Regions from separate parts of the Homo sapiens genome. Here region 2 is linked to region 1. The links are chromatin loops, found by intact Hi-C in ENCODE. Cell type or tissue: heart left ventricle. All regions are shown on one strand. Links, peaks and the distances in the headings refer to the core of each region. The heading gives the core; the rest is flanking DNA.

Region 1 (10,465 bases), core at 2,267-6,266:
CAGTTTCCTGTTGACCCACATCCTTGCCGGCACTAGCCACTGTCAGCCTTTGCAATGTCTTAGCCTTTTGTAAGGCTGTGTGGAAGCCTTATGATTTGCATTTTCCTGGTCATACTAACGAAGCTGAGTGCTTCCCACCGAGCACTGGGCACTTGGATACCCTCGTCCCCGAGGGGCCTGTTCAAGTCAGCTGCCCTTTGTGGATTGAGTTCCTATCGATTTGTAGAGGTTCTTTATATATTCTGGAGACAAGCCAACATTTGTTGTGCATAGCAAACATCTCCTACCCTGGGGTTTGCTTTTTCACTCTCTTGATGATATTTTTTCAACGAACAGAAGTTCTTTCTTTTAATCTGGTGCCTTCTAAGAATCTTTTCCTGCAGGGCAAGGCTTTCTGTGTCCGTGTAACAAATTTCCCCCACGCCAAGAACATCAGAAATTCTTTTGCATTACCTTCCCAAAGCTTCTAGATCTGATCTGGAGGACAGCCCTTTAGCATGCAGACGCAGCTGAACCTTCCCTTAAATCAGCAAATTCCCGTCAGCTGACTTCCTCACACCAGCCACGTATGCAGCCTTCATTTTCTCCACCTAAAAATGGGCAACCAGAGGCTGGATGTGTCTCAGAAGGCAGGTGCTGTTGGCAGCCCTGGCCTAACACCCATCCTGGCTTAGGTGGACCCCCAAGGGCCTCTGGAGCCCCCTGTGGTCTCTCAGTGCCACCTGAGGGCCTCAAAGACTTTGTTCCCCATGAGGGGTGCTGAGCCTCTGGTCCCACCCGCTGTGTCACTGTGTCCAGAGGCTTCTGACAATTGACACAGTCCGGGGTTAACACAACAGGGACGCATTCCCCCATCATCCTGGAGACCAGAAGCCCAGCGTCCAGGCATCTCATGAGTCAGCTTCCTCTGGAGGCTTGGTGGGACGCTCCCTGCCTCTTCTAGCTTCTGGTGGCTCCAGTTGTCCTGGGCGTGTGGCTGCATCACTGCAGCCCCAGCCTCAGGGCGACTGTGTTAGTCTGTGTGTGTTGCTGTAACAGCACCAGGCATGGTAATTTATGAAATGATATGTTCACTTCTCACAGTTCTGGAGGCTGGAGAGTCCAAGATCAAGGCACCTGCAGGCTTGGCGTCCGACAAGGGCCCTTCCCTGCTTCCAAGACAGGGCCTGGTTGCCATGTCCTCATGCCCCAGCCCTTTGATAAGGCACTCGGTCATTCCCAGGAGCCTGGCCCCCATAGCTGAATCTCATCCCCCAAAGGCTCTGTTAATGCCACCACAATGGGGATTAGGTTCCAGCGTGGATTTTGGAGGGGACGAATTCAGCCTGTAGCACCTTCTTCTCTTCTCTCTGTGTCTTCTCTTCTGCCTCTTCTAGGTAGAGACACTCACCATTGGATTTAGGGCTCAGCTGTGGATAATCCAAGATGATCTCATTTCCAGATCCTTTCTCCAAACAAGGTCGCGTTCACAGGTTCTGGGGATTAGATGGGGCCACCATTGGCCCAGAGCTGGCCTGGTCCCAGCTGCCTGCAGGTGCCCTGGACCCTGAGCCCCAAGGGTAACCCAAGGGCAGTGAGTGGGCTGGGGCGGGGCAGGGCAGGGTCCTCGTGAGTCTGGCACTCAGTGAAGCTGCGCTGGATGAGGGACCAGCCCCTGGTTCTGCAGTGTTCTGTAACCTGCTCTGCCCCCTTGAGAGCCTCGGCTGTTTTCTCCTGTAACCCATTGTGCCTCCCTTGAGAGCCGCGGCTGTGTCCTCTAACCTGGTGTGCCCCGCGTGAGAGTCCTTGCTGTCCCCACAGAAGGTGCCTTTAATGGAGGCAGGTCCCACCGCATCTGCAGCCGCCGAGTCTCCGACATGGTTGATGGGATGAGCCAGCCGGGATCTCTATTCCCTTTTGGGATGCTCTGTTGGTGGAATGTCCTGTGTCGTGCTTTAGAGAAATGGTGTTGGCCCGGGTGGTGGGCACTGGCTGGGCATGTGGTTTAATTCTCACTTGGGCCTTGGACAGCCATCTCAGACCCGTATCAGTCTCCGCCGCAGCGTCCTTTGCAGAGTCTGGGAGCCCCCTTGCCCCTCTGTCCTACGGTGGCTGCGGAGGTGCGCCGGGTCCCCCAGCACTGCCAGCCCGCCTGCGCCATGCTCAAATTCTCGCGGGGCCTCAGCCGCCTCCCTGCTGGGCAGGGCTCGGGACCCGCCGACCGCCATGCCGAGGCCACGCCCCCCCTCCCCCGCCCCGGGCTCCCTCGGTGCTGGGGCCTCCCGGAAGGGCGCCGCCCCCGCCGGGTCCCATGGACCGCCCAAGGGCTGAGGAGTGCGGGCGCGTGGCGCAGTACTGGCGGGCAGCTCCGCCTGCTGCGGGGCTCAGGATCCGATAGAGAAAGCTAGCTAGACTCCTGAGTGGAGTGGGGGCTTGGAGAACTTTTATGTCTAGCTAAAGGCTTGTCAATGCACCAATCAGCACTCTGTCAAAATGGACCAATCAACGCTCTGTAAAACGGACCAATTAGCTCCCTGTACAATGGGCCAATCAGCAGGATGTGGGTGGGGTCAGATAACGGAATAAAAGCGGGTAGCCGGAACGCCCTGCCGCAACCTGACTCCATTCTCTTCTCCGCTGTGGAAAGTTTGTTCTTTTGCTCTTAGCAATAAATCTTGCCGCTCAGTCTGGGTGCGCGCCGCTTTTGTGAGCTGTAGCACTCACCAGGGAGGTCTGCAGCGAAGGTCTGCAGCTTTGCTCTTGAGGCCAGCCAGACCACGAGCCCACCGGAGGGAGCGAACAGCTCCAGACGCGCTGTCTCTGAGAGGCGTAAGTAACACTCACCACTGAGGTCTGAATTGAAGCCGGCGAGACTAGGAACCCACGGGAAGGAATGAATGACTCCAGAGGCGTCACCTTGAAGAGCTGTAACACTCACTGCGAGAGTCCGCGGCTTCACTCCTAAAGTCAGCGAGACCACGAACCCACCAGAAGGAAGAAACTCCAGACGCATCTGAACATCTGAAGGAAGAAACTCCAGGGTCGCCATCTTTAAGAACTGTGACACTCACTGCGGGGCTCCGCAGCTTCATTCCTGACGTCAGCGAGACCAATAACCCACCAATTCCAGACACACTGCGTCCTGTGCTGCAGGGGGAAAGGCACGGACTCAAAACTGCCAGCTTTGTTCTGATTGGGAGCTCTGCCTGCCTGACAGGCGGCCTGGGCTGAGAAGAGTGGGGCGGTTCACAGGGAGAGTCCCGCGGAGCAGGAGGGCCGTGCGATGATAGTGAAAAACAAGAACCATCTGCCAAAGGGCTGTGCTGCACCCAAATGGGCTCTGAAATAAGGAATGGGACCTGAGCCGCCTTGTTCCTTGGCCCTGTTTAATGGGGAAGCACCTCCTCGGCAGGAGGGCAGGGCTCCCAGGTCCTAGAAGGCCCCTTGGTGGGACAGGAGGGCTGGGTGAGCTCCACAGGGGCTCTGTCCACTCCTTCCGCTGTGAGGGTGGCTTTTGCTTCTGGGGCTTCGGGTCGCTGTGGTCTTTGATGTTGCTGTCCCATTCACCAGCGAGGGTCTCGAGCTGAGAGCTGTCCAGGCTGAATGCCCAGTGGGCAGTTTGAGGCCAGGAGCACACTGCGTGGGCCCAGCAGGCGCCTTGCAGTGGAGACTTTCCCCTCAGCCCTGCTGGCCAGGGGCCTACCCGGTCTCCCTTGGGGCTGTGCCATTCCTGTGCTTCGGATTTACTGGGGGGTTGCTTCTCCCTGGTCCTGATCCCCTCCACTCCCTCAGTCAGCGACCTGGGTCCAGGTCATGATGGAGCACTGGGCGTTGCAGAGGGGCCATCCCAGGGCTTCGGTGCCAAGGTGGGACCTGTGGCCGTGGGACATTGGAGGGTCCATCAGGCCCTCAGGAGCTTTGCCACCTGCAGGCACGAGAGGGTCCCGTTCCAGCAGTGGGGTCTGGCCCTAGGGTTTCCTAAACAGGAGTGGGGTTTAATGACAACAGTCTCCAGGGACTCTGGGCAGGATTGAGGGCTGTGATGGCAGCCAGCCTGGGGTGGAGGGTGCTCCCCCTGGACAGGACTTGGGCGTAAAGGTTCTGAAGAGCCCAGCGGCAGTACACCCAGCTGAGCCTGCGGAGGCCAGGGTATCTGCATGGGAATCTGCCCATGGAGAGAGGACCAGGGACCCCCAGGGGTTCCTGGCATGCACTCCCACCTGCAGGGCCTGGGACAGCTCCTGTCACCAGCTGAGAGATGCCTGAATACTGCTGAGCGCCTCGGCCCCCACCCCTCCAACCTGTTTCCCAGTCAGCTTGCAACACAGCGTGTCCTTCACAGCTCCCTGGATGCCAGTGCCCCGAGGGCATGGAAGGAAGGGGTTGGAGAGAGGCATCTGAGCCAGCATGGCCCCTGCCAGGGGCATCCTGCAGTCACAGCACGTTGGACTCCTGGGCGGCGTCTCCAGGGTTAGAGGGAGCAGCTCCCACCCAGGCCCCAGGCCTCCAAATCACCAGGGAACCCATTGTCATCCCTGAACAGGGAGTTCTCCAGGGCACGAGCATCGGCTCCTGCCAGGCAGAAGCACGCGGGGCTCCTGGGAACCTGAGTTAACAGAAGGTTTGGGTTGAGTGTGTGGCGTGCGTGCCTGATGTTCCCAGCCTGGTCCCTTCCCAAGGAATGCTTGCCTTCGGGTTCTGGTGGAATCCAGTTGGCTGCCATCACAGAGTCTTTCTCCGCAGAGACAGGTTCTCCCTCAGGCTGTGCCTGCATGAGGCCATCGGGTGCGAGGGAGATGGGGAGCGGCTGCACCCCTTCAAGGATGAGGAGACTGAGGCGCAAGCAACTGTCCCACCATGGGCACCTGCCTGGGAGCGAGCTCTGGGGGTCAGCGGGTGCAGCTGGAGAAGCTGCTGGTGGCTTCTCCAGAGCAGGTGGAGCTGTCAGAGGTCACGCCCTGGCCTGGTCCAGCCCAGCACAACCCAGGGGGCCTGCAGGACACTTGTGACCAGGACAGAGGTTCTCAGGGAGGCCAGAGCCTGAGCAGGGCCGAGGGCTGGCTCTGAGGTCTCAGGTCCCAGGGAGGGGTGATGAGCTGAGGGGTAGTAGCTCCCACTGACTCCATGGCTCCTGCCTCCAGCTTTGACCCGGCACTGCTGATGATGTGAGCATGGCCTGTCCACCAGCCTCCTCTGCCAGCAAGGCTCAGCCACCCCACAGCCATCCACGTGAAGAGCAGTGGTGTAGGCTCTGTCGGCGCCACCCCCGCGTGGGCGTGGGCAGTGAACAAGGGAGCACCGAGGCTGCTGCTATCTTTAAAACAGCAGCTGGCCCTAGTGAGAGAGACCCCAGGCCCTAGTTACAGGCTCCAGGCCCAAGGGGCAGACCCCTGGCGCTAGTGACAGACCCCAGGTCCTAGTAATAGGCTCCAGGCCCAAGGGGCAGACCCCTGGCCCTAGTGACAGACCCCAGGTCCTAGTTACAGGCTCCAGGCCCAAGGGGCAGACCCCTAGCCCTAGTGACAGACCCCAGGTCCTAGTAACAGGCTCCAGGCCCAAGGGGCAGACCCCTGGCCCTAGTGACAGACCCCAGGCCGTAGTTACAGGCTCCAGGCTCAAGGGGCAGACCCCTGGCTGTAGTGACAGACCCCAGGTCCTAGTAACAGGCTCCAGGCCCAAGGGACAGGTCCCGGCCCTAGTGACTGACAGGCCCCTGGTCCTAGTGAGAACCCCCTGGCCCAAGTGCGAGACCCCTGTTCCTAGTGACAGAGCCCGGTCAGTCCTAGTGCCTGGCCCCGCTTACTGATGCCACATGGACACCCGGGTTTCCAGCCCCTGGACAGCTCTGTGATCAGAGGCTGGGGCTGCTGTTTCCCCAGCCCTGTCAATTCTGTTCTGGCAGGTTTTCTGTAAGTTTGGCTTTGGGCAGTCCAGTGTCCAGTCTGAAGGCATTTCCCAGGAGATTCATTCTGACAAATGGGGCCCAGGTGATTTTCCGTGGGGCCTCTTGGGAACAGGAACAGCCTGTGGGGTTGGGGCCAAGGTGGCCTGCGGTGTCTGGGACGAAGCCCCGCCTAGGTGGCCGAGTCCTTGGAGCTGGTGACACACCTGGGACAGGCATTCCCTGGCCAGCGAGGATGCTTCGGACAGCCACCCTCTGGGGTCTGCCTTTGCCTGCCCCACTCTGAGGTCTGTGGTGCCACCTCTGCCCTCATCTTCTGTCCTCTTCAAGCCTGTTTTGAAGATGCCAGTTGGACAACACAGTCTTGCCCACACCTGTGGGTGAGCCCGTAGGCACCATCCTCCTGACTCCCTGGGGAGGTGCTGCAGGTGTGTGGGAGTGGGGTGGGCTCAGTCTCCAAGCAGGTCCTGGCCCTGGGGGTTGGGGCGCAAGTGGGGTGGGCTCAGCCTCCAAGCAGTTCCTGGCCAGGCCCCACTTGGGCTCCCGTGGGGTTTGGCCAGGGAAGGGGCATGTGCTGTGAGCAGGCACCTGGGTCGGGGCAGGGCTGGGCACGTCCCTCCTACCAGGGAGGTGCTGGCCAGTGGGAGAGGGTGCAGGTGCACACCTGGATGCAAGCCACAGGCCTGGGAGTACAGGGCACAGCTGAGATGGTGGGCACAGGCCTGGGAGTGCAGGGCACATGTGGGATGGTGGGCACAGGTCTGGGAGTGAAGAGCGACCCCCTGGAGGTTCAGGGCACACACGTGGAGATGGTGGGTACACGCCTGGGAGCTTGTCCTTGGACCCCATGTGAGCAGTTTGTCTTCCTGGAGTCTCTTCTGCTACACAACCTTCTTTTCCCTCACGGTGAAAGAGCAGAGCCTCTGGGGGAAATGGTGTGAGGGTCTGCACCCAGGGCTCAGGTGCACTGCACCCAGAAACTGGGAAAGTGGAGGACACCTGGCCTCTGCCCATCCAAGGAGAAGCAGCTGGCACAGCAGCATGCCATGCTCGGTGGAGAGCGCCAAGGTAGAGGCGCCCGCCCAGGCTCGTTGTCCGTCTGACACCTCCTCATTCTCTTAAAACTAAATGTATTCTTATTACCGTCATTGTGGAAACAGCACGTGGGTCTAATGAAGCGATCCAGACAGTGCATCTCCCATCTTCTCCGCTCCTGATCTGTGTGTGTGGCCCGTGTCCTGCTCCTCCAGACCCAGCAGCAGCCTGGCTGTCTTCCCACAGCGGCACATCGTGCCTAATTCATTCTGTCATTTTTAGTTTAAAAACTTTTTTAAAAATATTTTGTTAAACTAATACATGTTTGAGGTAAAACAAAACTACAAGAACCTAGAACAGTGAAGCTCAGATGGGCTCTGAGGCGAGTCCCCACGTGAGACCCCTCAGCACACACCCCACGCAGAGGCGGGCTTTGGAAGCATTTCTGGCAGCTGGCGTCTGAGGTCGGCACTGCTCCACCCCTTGGTGCAGAAAGGCTGGGGCTGAGTTGGGACGGGTTCCACTTTTCCCTCCAGAACTGCCTGGGCCTGGTTCTCAGCCCTCCCAAGCGCCCGTGGACTCACTCCCGTGTGACGGCCATGGGTTCCTGCATCTACTACTTCTTCTCGGCTGTTGACGGCTGTCACCCTCGTCTTCCTGGGAAGCCCAGTCACCAAGCACCTCCGCAGGGGGTGTGGCCACGTCTCTGAGGTCACACCCACTGCAGGTGGCCTTGCTCCCCTCAGCCTGAGTGGGACAGTGGACGTGGGTATCCAAGTCCCAGCCCGAAGCATTTTTCCTCAGAACGTTTGAAGGCAGTGTCTGTCTTCAGTAGATCCGGCGATGGTCTGACCCCTGTTCCTTTCTGCCCTCTCCCCCACGGCCCCCACCGTGCTCTCATGCGTGCCATCTCATGCTGCTTGCTGTGCTGAGAGGGGCTGAGCCTAGCACAGGTGGTGCCTGCCCAGCAGGGGCGCAGGGGCCGCGGGCCGGACCGTTCTCACGCGTCGTGACTCCCACCCGTCCGCATCTCTGCTCACGCACATTCTCTTCCGCCAGGTCTGAAATCGCCTGCTGGCCTCCCTCTGACCTGCCTCAGTTTCTCCTCTTCACTCCTCGCTGCCTGATGTGTCATTGCTTATTTGTTTATCACTTGTCCCAACTGAAGGCCTCACGAGGGCAGGACGTTTTATGTCCCGCTCAGCCCTCCAAGGCCAACCTCCAAGCTTATCAAAACCTCATGCAAAGCACGTGCTGATGGGCTGGGAAGTCCTGCGTGAGCCCTGAAGGTGGCTCTGAGGGGCTTCCCTCATCCCTTTGCTCCCAGGCGGGCCCCACGGGGTGCAGGTTCTCAGATGACTCTCTGAGGTGTGTGAATAAGGGTCTCTGTTCAGGCGCATCCCCACAGGAGATGAGACCACAGAACGCAGCCCTGAGTTTGAAGCATCCCAGAAGGTTCTTTCTCTCTGACCCGCACGCCCACCACTGTTCTGGGTGCTCACAAAACCCACCATTGCTTCTGGTAATTTCTCAGCTGCTCCTCCTGTCCAGCGACCCCTGCTGCAGAGGCCCAGGGGAAACACAGGCCAGGCCTGTGAGAAGCTCCTGTTTCAAAGAAATGTTGTCAGCGATAAAACTGGAAACGGTTCCTGGCTCGACACCTGACCCAGCCTTTCCACCCCCAGGATCCTGCCCCCAGACGGCCCTTCCACCCCCAGGATCCTGCCCCCACCAGGATCCTGCCCCCACGCGGTCCTGCCCCCATGAGACCCTGCCCCCATGCGGCCCAGCCCCCACCAGGATCCTGCCCCTGCATCCTCCGCTGGGTTGGCATCTGCATTTTTGGTGTCTTCCAGGGAAAGGGGTGAGTGGGTGGGGCCTGAGGCCCTTAAGGTCTTCAGTGTAGGGAGTGCCCCTGGATTTTTTTCCGGCTGTTTTGGGGGAATTTGTGGGATCTCAAGTTCAGCAGGGGCCACACTCAGGACCCCCACGATGACAGAGCCACACTTTGGCCATGACTGGCGCTGAGAACTCCAGATCTGAGAGGGCTTCGTGAGTCCCAGGGTTGGGACACGCACATGTGTCCTCGGCACGGACCCTCCCACCGGCTCTTGTGTCTGTGGGCAGAGGCCATGTTCAGCTCTCAGTGCAGTGCTGACGGCCCACCTGGTGTCCAGGCCCCTTTGGGAAGCAGCTTTCATGCCCTGAGTCCAGCACCTCAGCCTTGAGTCCTTCAGGGCCTGACTGGGTCTTACCGAAGCCCATGCATGGTAGGGAGGTGGCCTCGGCAGCCCTGCCCTGTGGCGTAGCCCTGCGTCCCCAAGCCCTGCCTGGGTGGCACCCCTCAATCTTAGCCCCACAGCCCAGCCACCTGCTCTGGGGGCGGGCGCCTTACCAAGTCCAGAGGGCATCCCTGCACCCTGACACCGGTGCCCCCAGCACTGCCTCAGCCCTGCACACTGGCAGTCCCCTCCCCTGGCTGGGGCCAGGCCCAGGGCTCCTGGGAAGAGCATCCTGAGGCACCCCCAGGGCCACCACACACCCTCCCCAGCCTAAAGCTCCATCTAAGGTCAGAGGCTCTGCAGTGGGGAGGGAGCGGCTGTCGCACGACTGCTGTGGACCTTCCCAGAGGAAGGCAGCACGTCACAGACCCTGGGGAGTGCGTGATCCCGAGGTGTCCTCCAGAGCTGCAGAGCGGGCGTCCACAGGAGGGACAGTGGAACTGCGGCGGGGAGGGGACCCGGAATAGGCTCTGATGCTGCCAGTCACACACTGAGCCTCCTAGGCCTGGAGCCCCTGGCACCCAGCTCAGCTCCCACCCTGGGCTCTGCGTGCTGCTGGCTTTATTTGGCTTAGGGGGTCCTTGGCCCAATGATGGCAGTGGGCAAGGCCTCGCTTGGCTCCACTCTGCCCGGGGCTGGACATGCGTGCCTGCGGGGCAGCTGGCTCCAAGGGTCTGAGGGGCCTCACGCCCAGCCCCAGGAGGGCCTGCCCATCTCAGCCCTCGCCACGTCCTGGTGCTCATTGGTATGGCGGGGTTTCCTGGGCTGCACCCGGCTCAGCTGGGACATGGCCCGGGTGACACCTTTCTCCTCTCCTTCCTCCATAGCAACATGGCTGACAAGGCCAAGCCTGCCAAAGCTGCCAACAGGACGCCCCCCAAGTCCCCGGGGGACCCCTCGAAGGACTGGGCAGCCAAGAAGCTGTCGCTGGAGTTGGAGGACATGTGCACCGAGTGGTGTGGACGGCCGTCTCGCGGGGCTGTGGTGCTGGTCAGACCTCGGTCAGGGCTCCTTGGGAGCAGCGGGACTCGAGCCACGTTCCTGAAAAGCTGCCGAGAGGCCTTTAAGGCCAAACCTCACTAGCATCAGGAAGGGTTCACATCCCGAGCTCAGTCTTCAGCAAAGACCAGAGTGCTGGCCCACCCTGCTCCTTGAATCTGGAAAGCAGTCTTAGAAAAAGAAGAGCTGTTAGATGATTATGTCCAGGACAGTGTTGAAGGATGGCGCGCACTAGGCCTGTCCAGCCCGTCAGGGGCACTTTGTTGGC
Region 2 (10,465 bases), core at 2,500-6,499, 92 kb after region 1:
ATGTCCACGCGGTTCCCCTTTCTTGGCAACTAGGGATGAAGCTGTCGTGGGCATTCCTGGGATGTTCTTTGGGGCATGTGGTCATGAGTCTCTTGGGTCAATCTGGAAGTGGAGCCGTTGAGTCTGGGATCTAGTGTGTCTTTTCGTTCATCAGATGATGCCAAGCAGTTTCCCAAAGGGATTAAAGCCATTCGCCCCCACAGTTTCCTGTTGACCCACATCCTTGCCGGCACTAGCCACTGTCAGCCTTTGCAATGTCTTAGCCTTTTGTAAGGCTGTGTGGAAGCCTTATGATTTGCATTTTCCTGGTCATACTAACGAAGCTGAGTGCTTCCCACCGAGCACTGGGCACTTGGATACCCTCGTCCCCGAGGGGCCTGTTCAAGTCAGCTGCCCTTTGTGGATTGAGTTCCTATCGATTTGTAGAGGTTCTTTATATATTCTGGAGACAAGCCAACATTTGTTGTGCATAGCAAACATCTCCTACCCTGGGGTTTGCTTTTTCACTCTCTTGATGATATTTTTTCAACGAACAGAAGTTCTTTCTTTTAATCTGGTGCCTTCTAAGAATCTTTTCCTGCAGGACAAGGCTTTCTGTGTCCGTGTAACAAATTTCCCCCACGCCAAGAACATCAGAAATTCTTTTGCATTACCTTCCCAAAGCTTCTAGATCTGATCTGGAGGACAGCCCTTTAGCATGCAGACGCAGCTGAACCTTCCCTTAAATCAGCAAATTCCCGTCAGCTGACTTCCTCACACCAGCCACGTATGCAGCCTTCATTTTCTCCACCTAAAAATGGGCAACCAGAGGCTGGATGTGTCTCAGAAGGCAGGTGCTGTTGGCAGCCCTGGCCTAACACCCATCCTGGCTTAGGTGGACCCCCAAGGGCCTCTGGAGCCCCCTGTGGTCTCTCAGTGCCACCTGAGGGCCTCAAAGACTTTGTTCCCCATGAGGGGTGCTGAGCCTCTGGTCCCACCCGCTGTGTCACTGTGTCCAGAGGCTTCTGACAATTGACACAGTCCGGGGTTAACACAACAGGGACGCATTCCCCCATCCTCCTGGAGACCAGAAGCCCAGCGTCCAGGCATCTCATGAGTCAGCTTCCTCTGGAGGCTTGGTGGGACGCTCCCTGCCTCTTCTAGCTTCTGGTGGCTCCAGTTGTCCTGGGCGTGTGGCTGCGTCACTGCAGCCCCGGCCTCATGGCGACTGTGTTAGTCCGTGTGTGTTGCTGTAACAGCACCAGGCATGGTAATTTATGAAATGATATGTTCACTTCTCACAGTTCTGGGGGCTGGAGAGTCCAAGATCAAGGCACCTGCAGGCTTGGCGTCCGACAAGGGCCCTTCCCTGCTTCCAAGACAGGGCCTGGTTGCCATGTCCTCATGCCCCAGCCCTTTGATAAGGCACTCGGTCATTCCCAGGAGCCTGGCCCCCATAGCTGAATCTCATCCCCCAAAGGCTCTGTTAATGCCACCACAATGGGGATTAGGTTCCAGTGTGGATTTTGGAGGGGACGAATTCAGCCTGTAGCACCTTCTTCTCTTCTCTCTGTGTCTTCTCTTCTGCCTCTTCTAGGTAGAGACACTCACCATTGGATTTAGGGCTCAGCTGTGGATAATCCAAGATGATCTCATTTCCAGATCCTTTCTCCAAACAAGGTCGCGTTCACAGGTTCTGGGGATTAGATGGGGCCACCATTGGCCCAGAGCTGCCCTGGTTCCAGCTGCCTGCAGGTGCCCTGGACCCGGAGCCCCGAGGGTAACCCAAGGGCAGTGAGTGGGCTGGGGCGGGGCAGGGCAGGGTCCTCGTGAGTCTGGCACTCAGTGAAGCTGCGCTGGATGAGGGACCAGCCCCTGGTTCTGCAGTGTTCTGTAACCTGCTCTGCCCCCTTGAGAGCCTCGGCTGTTTTCTCCTGTAACCCATTGTGCCTCCCTTGAGAGCCCCGGCTGTGTCCTCTAACCTGGTGTGCCCCGCGTGAGAGTCCTTGCTGTCCCCACAGAAGGTGCCTTTAATGGAGGCAGGTCCCACCGCATCTGCAGCCGCCGAGTCTCCGACATGGTTGATGGGATGAGCCAGCCGGGATCTCTATTTTATTCCCTTTTGGGATGCTCTGTTGGTGGAATGTCCTGTGTCGTGCTTTAGAGAAATGGTGTTGGCCCAGGTGGTGGGCACTGGCTGGGCATGTGGTTTAACTCTCACTTGGGCCTTGGACAGCCATCTCAGACCCGTATCAGTCTCCGCCACAGCGTCCTTTGCAGAGTCCGGGAGCCCTGTTGGCACCTCCATCCCATGGTGGCCATTCGGTGGCAAAGTTGGTGGCCCTGGCAGCCCCGGCGTCTGTGGCCTGGATACTCAGCCATAGTGCTCTGGAATGTTCCATCCTCCCACCTGCGTCTCCCTGTCATCCTTAATCCTGAGTCTCCCACTCAGAGGGGATCTGCCGTGTGGCCTGGGAGGGTTTTCTCTGAGACTGCCCCGCCTTCTCATCCCTACACCTGAGTGCAGATGGGCTCTGGTGGCCGTCCCCAGAGTGGCCACGCTGGGCGCTGCAAGGACCACACTCTGCAGATGGGGGCCAAGATGTGGTTCCCAGAGGCAGAGGGCACCAGGGGCTGGGTGCACCCTGTTGACCCGAGAAGCTCCTCCGCAGCCATCTCTCTTCTTCTGAGGGCGGAGGGAGGGTGAGTGGAGGTGGCCAGGGCCATGCAGCCCCTGCTCCCCTGCCCCCCTTACCGGAAGGCTCCTTGTGCAGGGCCCCTCCCACCCCATGAGCCTTAGGAGTGTGCAAAGCCTGCCCTGTCCTGCCCAGGTCTGAGGCCATGCGGTTGTGGTGAGTGGCAGGGGTCCCGAGTGGCCCAGTGCAGGATGGCCGGAGGACGCCATGTGAGACGACCAGGATAGAAGTGTGGTGTGCTGGGGACGCTGCCACAGGACTCCACCCTGCCCTCCTCCTCCCACTTCCTTGGGGACTGCACTCAGCCTGGGCTTGGCTCTGGCCTTCAGGGTCCCTGGAGAGCAGGAGCCCGACCTCAGGTCTTCTATGGGGCAGAGCCTCAGCCCAGGCCTGGAGACCCCATCCTAGCGATCCCTCTGGACCAGTGACCTCTCAGGATCAACCAGTGACTCTCAAGAGTGATGACCTCTGGACCAGTGACCCCTCAGGACAGTGACCTCTCAGGACCAGTGACCTCTCTGGACCGGGCACCTCTCAGGATGGTGACCTCTCAGGACCGTGACCTTTCAGGACTGTGACCTCTCTGGACGTGTGTCCTGGGGCGGCCCCGGCCGTGTGCACCTGTCTGGCCTCTGGGTGGGGTGTGCTCCCGAGTGTGCCGTGGGGATGCTGGGCTGGAGCGGCTGATCATCCTGCCTCCTGTGCTGCAGGGGGATGTGCACAGACTCAAAACTGCCGGCTTTGTTCTGATTGGGAGCTCTGACTGCCTGACAGGCGGCCTGGGCTGAGAAGAGTGGGGCGGTTCACAGGGAGAGTCCCGCGGAGCAGGAGTGCCGTGCGATGATAATGAAAAACAGGAACCGTCTGCGCTCAAATGGGCACTGAAATAAGGAGTGGGGGCTGGCGGGGTGGCACGGTGTCCACCCTGGGCATGGCAGGACCTGAGCCACCTTGTTCCTTGGCCCTGTTTAATGGGGAAGCACCTCCTCGGCAGGAGGGCAGGGCTCCAGGTCCTAGAAGGCCCCTTGGTGGGACAGGAGGGCTGGGTGAGCTCCACAGGGGCTCTGTCCACTCCTTCCGCTGTGAGAGTGGCTTTTGCTTCTGGGGCTTCGGGTCGCTGTGGTCTTTGATGTTGCTGTCCCCTTGTCCTCTGGGTCTCCAGCGCCGAGAGCTGTCCAGGCTGAATGCCCAGTGGGCAGCTTGGGGCCAGGACCACACGGCGTGGGCCCAGGAGGCGCCCTGCAGTGGAGACTTTCTCCTCAGCCCTGCTGGCCAGGCGCCTACAAGGTCTCCCTTGGGGCTGTGCCGTGCCTGTGCTTCGGATTTACTGGGGGGCTGCTTCCCCCTGGTCCCGATCCCCTCCGCTCCCTCAGTCAGCGTCCTGGGGCCAGGTCATGATGGAGCACTGGGCGTTGCAGAGGGGCCATCCCAGGGCTTCGGCGTCAAGGTGGAAACTGTGGCCGTGGGACATTGGAGGGTCCATCAGGCCCTCAGGAGCTTTGCCATCTGCAGGCACGAGAGGGTCCTGTTCCGGCAGTGGGGTCTGGCCCTGGGGTTTCCTAAACAGGAGTGGGGTTTAATGACAACAGTCTCCAGGGACTCTGGGCAGGATTGAAGGCTGTGATGGCAGCCGGCCCGAGGTGGAGGGTGCTCCCCCTGGACAGGACTTGGGCGTAAAGGTTCTGAAGAGCCCAGCGGCAGCACACCCAGCTGAGCCTGTGGAGGCCGGGGTATCCGCAGGGGAATCTGCCCATGGAGAGAAGACCAGGGACCGCCAAGGTTGCCCAGCATGCACTCCCACCTGCAGGGCCTGGGACAGCTCCTGTCGCCAGCTGAGAGATGCCTGAATACTGCTGAGCGCCTCGGCCCCCACCCCTCCAACCTGTTTCCCAATCAGCTTGCAACACAGCGTGCCCTTCACAGCTCCCTGGATGCCAGTGCCCTGAGGGCATGGAAGGAAGGGGTTGGTGAGAGGCGTCTGAGCCAGCATGGCCCCTGCCAGGGGCATCCTGCAGTCACAGCACGTTGGATTCCTGGGCAGTGTCTCCAGGGGTAGAGGGAGCAGCTCCCACCCAGGCCCCAGGCCTCCAAATCACCAGGGAACCCATTGTCATCCCTGAACAGGGAGTTCTCCAGGGCACGAGCATCGGCTCCTGCCAGGCAGAAGCACGCGGGGCTCCTGGGAACCTGAGTTAACAGAAGGTTTGGGTTGAGTGTGTGGCGTGCGTGCCTGATGCTCCCAGCCTGGTCACTTCCCAAGGAATGCTTGCCCTCGGGTTCTGGTGGAATCCAGTCGGCTGCCATCAGAGTGTCTTTCTCCGCAGAGACAGGTTCTCCCTCGGGCTGTGCCTGCATGAGGCCATCGGGTGCGAGGGAGATGGGGAGGGGGCTGCACCCCTTCAAGGATGAGGAGACTGAGGCACAAGCAGCTGTCCTACCATGGGCACTTGCCTGCGAGCGAGCTCTGGGGGTCAGCGGGTGCAGCTGGAGAAGCTGCTGGTGGCTTCTCTAGGGCAGGTGGAGCTGTCAGAGGTCACACCCTGGCCTGGTCCAGCCCAGCACAACCCAGGGGGCCTGCAGGACACTTGTGACCAGGACAGAGGTTCTCAGGGAGGCCAGAGCCTGAGCAGGGCCGAGGGCTGGCTCTGAGGTCTCAGGCCCCAGGGAGGGGTGATGAGCTGAGGGGTGGTAGCTCCCACTGACTCCATGGCTCCTGCCTCCAGCTTTGACCCAGCACTGCTGATGATGTGAGCACAGCCTGTCCACCAGCCTCCTCTGCCAGCAAGGCTCAGCCACCCCACAGCCATCCACATGGAGAGCAGTCGTGTAGGCTCTGTCGGCGCCACCCCCGCGTGGGCGTGGGCAGTGAACAAGGGAGCACCGAGGCTGCTGCTACCTTTAAAACAGCAGCTGGCCCTAGTGAGAGAGACCCCAGGCCCTAGTTACAGGCTCCAGGCCCAAGGGGCAGACCCCTGGCGCTAGTGACAGACCCCAGGTCCTAGTAACAGGCTCCAGGCCCAAGGGGCAGACCCCTGGCCCTAGTGACAGACCCCAGGTCCTAGTAATAGGCTCCAGGCCCAAGGGACAGGTCCTGGCCCTAGTGACTGACAGGCCCCTGGCCATAGTGACAGACCCCAGGCCCTAGTAACAGGCTCCAGGCCCAAGGGGCAGACCCCTGGCCCTAGTGACAGACCCCAGGTCCTAGTAACAGGCTCCAGGCCCAAGGGGCAGACCCCAGGCCCTAGTAACAGGCTCCAGGCCCAAGGGACAGGCCCCGGCCCTAGTGACTGACAGGCCCCTGGTCCTAGTGAGAACCCCCTGGCCCAAGTGCGAGACCCCTGTTCCTAGTGACAGAGCCCAGTCAGTCCTAGTGCCTGGCCCCGCTTACTGATGCCACATGGACACCCGGGTTTCCAGCCCCTGGACAGCTCTGTGATCAGAGGCTGGGGCTGCTGTTTCCCCAGCCCTGTCAATTCTGTTCTGGCAGGTTTTCTGTAAGTTTGGCTTTGGGCAGTCCAGTGTCCAGTCTGAAGGCGTTTCCCAGGAGATTCATTCTGACAAATGGGGCCCAGGTGATTTTCCGTGGGGCCTCTTGGGAACAGGGACAGCCTGTGGGGTTGGGGCCAAGGTGGCCTGCGGTGTCTGGGACGAAGCCCCGCCTAGGTGGCCGAGTCCTTGGAGCTGGTGACACACCTGGGACAGGCATTCCCTGGCCTGCGAGGAGGCTTCGTTCCCTAGGACAGCCACCCTCTGGGGTCTGCCTTTGCCTGCCCCACTCTGAGGTCTGTGGTGCCACCTCTGCCCTCATCTTCTGTCCTTTCCAAGCCTTTTTTGAAGATGCCAGTTGGACAACACAGTCTTGCCCACACCCGTGGGTGAGCCCGTAGGTGCCATCCTCCTGACTCCCTGGGGAGGCGCTGGGGGTGGGTGGGAGTGGGGTGGGCTCAGCCTCCAAGCAGGTCCTGGCCAGGCCCCACTTGTGGTCCCATAGGGTCTGGCCAGGGAAGGGGCATGTGCTGTGAGCAGACACCTGGGTCAGGTCAGGGCTTGGCACGTCCCTCCTACCAGGGAGGTGCCGGCCAGTGGGAGAGGGTGCAGGTGCACATCTGGATGCAAGACACAGGCCTGGGAGTACAGGCACAACTGGGATGGCGGGCACAGGCCTGGGAGTGCTGGGCACATGTGGGATGGTGGGCACAGGCCTGGGAGTGCAGGGTGACCCCCTGGGGGCTCAGGGCACACGCGTGGAGATGGTGGGTACACGCCTGGGAGCTTGTCCTTTGACCCCAGGTGAGCAGTTTGTCTTCCTGGAGTCTCTTCTGCTACACAACCTTCTTTTCCCTCACGGTGAAAGAGCAGAGCCTCTGGGGGAAATGGTGTGAGGGTCTGCACCCAGGGCTCAGGTGTGCTGTGCCCAGAAACTGGGAAAGTGGAGGACACCTGGCCTCTGCCCATCCAAGGAGAAGCAGCTGGCACAGCAGCATGCCATGCTCGGTGGAGAGCGCCAAGGGAGAGGCGCCCACCCAGGCTCGTTGTCCGTCTGACACCTCCATGTTCTCTCAAAATTAAATGTATTCTTATTACCGTCATTGTGGAAACAGCACGTGGGTCTAATGAAGCGATCCAGACAGTGTGGCTCCCATCTCCTCCACTCCTGCTCCGTGTCTGTGGCCCGTGTCCTGCTCCTCCAGACCCAGCAGCAGCCTGGCTGACTTCCCACAGCGGCACGTCGTGCCTAATTCATTGTCATTTTTAGTTTAAAAACCTTTTAAAAAATATTTTGTTAAGCTAATGCATGTTTGAGGTAAAACAAAACTACAAGAACCTAGAACAGTGAAGCTCAGATGGGCTCTGAGGCGAGTCCCCACGTGAGACCCCTCAGCACACACCCCACGCAGAGGCGGGCTTTGGAAGCATTTCTGGCAGCTGGCGTCTGAGGTCGGCACTGCTCCACCCCTTGGTGCAGAAAGGCTGGGGCTGAGTTGGGACGGGTTCCACTTTTCCCTCCGGAACTGCCTGGGCCTGGTTCTCAGCCCTCCCAAGCGCCCGTGGACTCACTCCCGTGTGACGGCCATGGGTTCCTGCATCTACTACTTCTTCTCGGCTGTTGACGGCTGTCACCCTCGTCTTCCTGGGAAGCCCAGTCACCAAGCACCTCCGCAGGGGGTGTGGCCACGTCTCTGAGGTCACACCCACTGCAGGTGGCCTTGCTCCCCTCAGCCTGAGTGGGACAGTGGACGTGGGTATCCAAGTCCCAGCCTGAAGCATTTTTCCTCAGAACGTTTGAAGGCAGTGTCTGTCTTCAGTAGATCCGGCGATGGCCTGACCCCTGTTCCTTTCTGCCCTCTCCCCCACGGCCCCCACCGTGCTCTCATGCGTGCCATCTCATGCTGCTTGCTGTGCTGAGAGGGGCTGAGCCTAGCACAGGTGGTGCCTGCCCAGCAGGGGCGCAGGGGCCGCGGGCCGGACCGTTCTCACGCGTCGTGACTCCCACCCGTCCGCATCTCTGCTCACGCACATTCTCTTCCGCCAGGTCTGAAATCGCCTGCTGGCCTCCCTCTGACCTGCCTCAGTTTCTCCTCTTCACTCCTCGCTGCCTGATGTGTCATTGCTTATTTGTTTATCACTTGTCCCAACTGAAGGCCTCATGAGGGCAGGACGTTTTATGTCCCGCTCAGCCCTCCAAGGCCAACCTCCAAGCTTATCAAAACCTCATGCAAAGCACGTGCTGATGGGCTGGGAAGTCCTGCGTGAGCCCTGAAGGTGGCTCTGAGGGGCTTCCCTCATCCCTTTGCTCCCAGGCGGGCCCCACGGGGTGCAGGTTCTCAGATGACTCTCTGAGGTGTGTGAATAAGGGTCTCTGTTCAGGCGCGTCCCCACAGGAGATGAGACCACAGAACGCAGCCCTGAGTTTGAAGCATCCCAGAAGGTTCTTTCTCTCTGACCCGCACACCCACCACTGTTCTGGGTGCTCACAAAACCCACCATTGCTTCTGGTAATTTCTCAGCTGCTCCTCCTGTCCAGCGACCCCTGCTGCAGAGGCCCAGGGGAAACACAGACCAGGCCTGTGAGAAGCTCCTGTTTCAGACAAAGAAATGGTGTCAGCGATAAAACTGGAAACTGTTCCCAGCTCGACACCTGACCTGGCCCTTCCACCCCCAGGATCCTGCCCCCAGGCGGCCCTTCCACCCCCAGGATCCTGCCCCCACGCGGCCCAGCCCCCACCAGGATCCTGCCCCTGCATCCTCCGCTGGGTTGGCATCTGCATTTTTGGTGCCTTCCAGGGAAAGGGGTGAGTGGGTGGGGCCTGAGGCCCTTAAGGTCCTCAGTGGAGGGAGTGCCCCTGGATTTTTTTCTGGCTGTTTTGGGGGAATTTGTGGGATCTCAGGGTCAGCAGCGGCCACACTCAGGACCCCACGATTACAGAGCCACACTTTGGCCATGACTGGCGCTGAGAACTCCAGATCTGAGAGGGCTTCGTGAGTCCCAGGGTTGGGACACCTACCTGTGTCCTCGGCACGGACCCTCCCACCGGCTCTTGTGTCTGTGGGCAGAGGCCATGTTCAGCTCTCAGTGCAGTGCTGACGGCCCACCTGGTGTCCAGGCCCCTTTGGGAAGCAGCTTTCATGCCCTGAGTCCAGCACCTCAGCCTTGAGTCCTTCAGGGCCTGACTGGGTCTTACCGAAGCCCATGCATGGTAGGGAGGTGGCCTCGGCAGCCCTGCCCTGTGGCGTAGCCCTGCGTCCCCAAGCCCTGCCTGGGTGGCACCCCTCAGTCTTCTCAACCCCATGGCCCAGCCGCCTACTCTGGGGGCGGGCGCCTTGCAAAGTCCAGAGGGCGTCCCTGCGCCCTGACACCGGTGCCCCCACCACTGCCTCAGCCCTGCACACTGGCAGTCCCCTCCCCTGGCCGGGGCCAGGCCCAGGGCTCCTGGGAAGAGCATCCTGAGGCGCCCCCAGGGCCACCACGCACCCTCCCCAGCCTAAAGCTCCATCTAAGGTCAGAGGCTCTGCAGTGGGGAGGGAGCGGCTGTCGCACGACTGCTGTGGACCCTCCCAGAGGAAGGCAGCACGTCACAGACCCTGGGGAGTGCGTGATCCCGAGGTGTCCTCCAGAGCTGCAGAGCGGGCGTCCACAGGAGGGACAGTGGAACTGCGGCGGGGAGGGGACCCGGAATAGGCTCTGATGCTGCCAGTCACACACTGAGCCTCCTAGGCCTGGAGCCCCTGGCACCCAGCTCAGCTCCCACCCTGGGCTCTGCGTGCTGCTGGCTTTATTTGGCTTAGGGGGTCCTTGGCCCAATGATGGCAGTGGGCAAGGCCTCGCTTGGCTCCACTCTGCCCGGGGCTGGACATGCGTGCCTGCGGGGCAGCTGGCTCCAAGGGTCTGAGGGGCCTCACGCCCAGCCCCAGGAGGGCCTGCCCATCTCAGCCCTCGCCACGTCCTGGTGCTCATTGGTACGGCGGGGTTTCCTGGGCTGCACCCGGCTCAGCTGGGACATGGCCCGGGTGACACCTTTCTCCTCTCCTTCCTCCATAGCAACATGGCTGACAAGGCCAAGCCTGCCAAAGCTGCCAACAGGACGCCCCCCAAGTCCCCGGGGGACCCCTCGAAGGACCGGGCAGCCAAGAGGCTGTCGCTGGAATCGGAGGGTGCTGGTGAGGGGGCAGCCGCATCCCCTGAGCTCAGTGCCCTGGAGGAGGCCTTCCGGCGCTTTGCCGTGCACGGGGACGCCAGGGCCACCGGGAGGGAGATGCACGGCAAGAACTGGTCGAAGCTGTGCAAGGAC

Evidence for each region. Hi-C counts contacts between places; a loop is a spot of excess contacts. Peaks named below come from ENCODE experiments on the same cell type or tissue, not always from the same donor. Only the 100,000 strongest peaks of a DNase experiment are listed, where the experiment ranks them.
Region 2: a loop joins it to region 1, with 5 times the contacts of the local background. A loop is called at or near these places in 62 of 110 quality-filtered maps.

The regions. Positions count from the first base shown.
Region 1 is chr5:769,678-780,142 of GRCh38, reverse strand. The region is part of intron 1 of ZDHHC11B (zDHHC palmitoyltransferase 11B (putative)); the gene reads left to right. Among named protein-coding and RNA genes, the nearest start is that of ZDHHC11B, 9.8 kb to the left of the region's middle. RefSeq lists enhancers at 4,394-4,563, 7,736-8,379. In heart left ventricle, for the core only: no CTCF peak of the experiment used is centred there; DNase peaks (open chromatin) are centred at 2,742, 4,372 and 4,862.
Region 2 is chr5:677,815-688,279 of GRCh38, reverse strand. TPPP (tubulin polymerization promoting protein) reads left to right here. Exons shown (of 4, transcript NM_007030.3): 2 at 10,216-10,465. The coding sequence starts at 10,220. Among named protein-coding and RNA genes, the nearest start is that of TPPP, 10 kb to the left of the region's middle. RefSeq lists enhancers at 965-1,466, 3,423-3,592, 6,335-6,504 and a cis regulatory region at 3,507. In heart left ventricle, for the core only: no CTCF peak of the experiment used is centred there; a DNase peak (open chromatin) is centred at 4,159.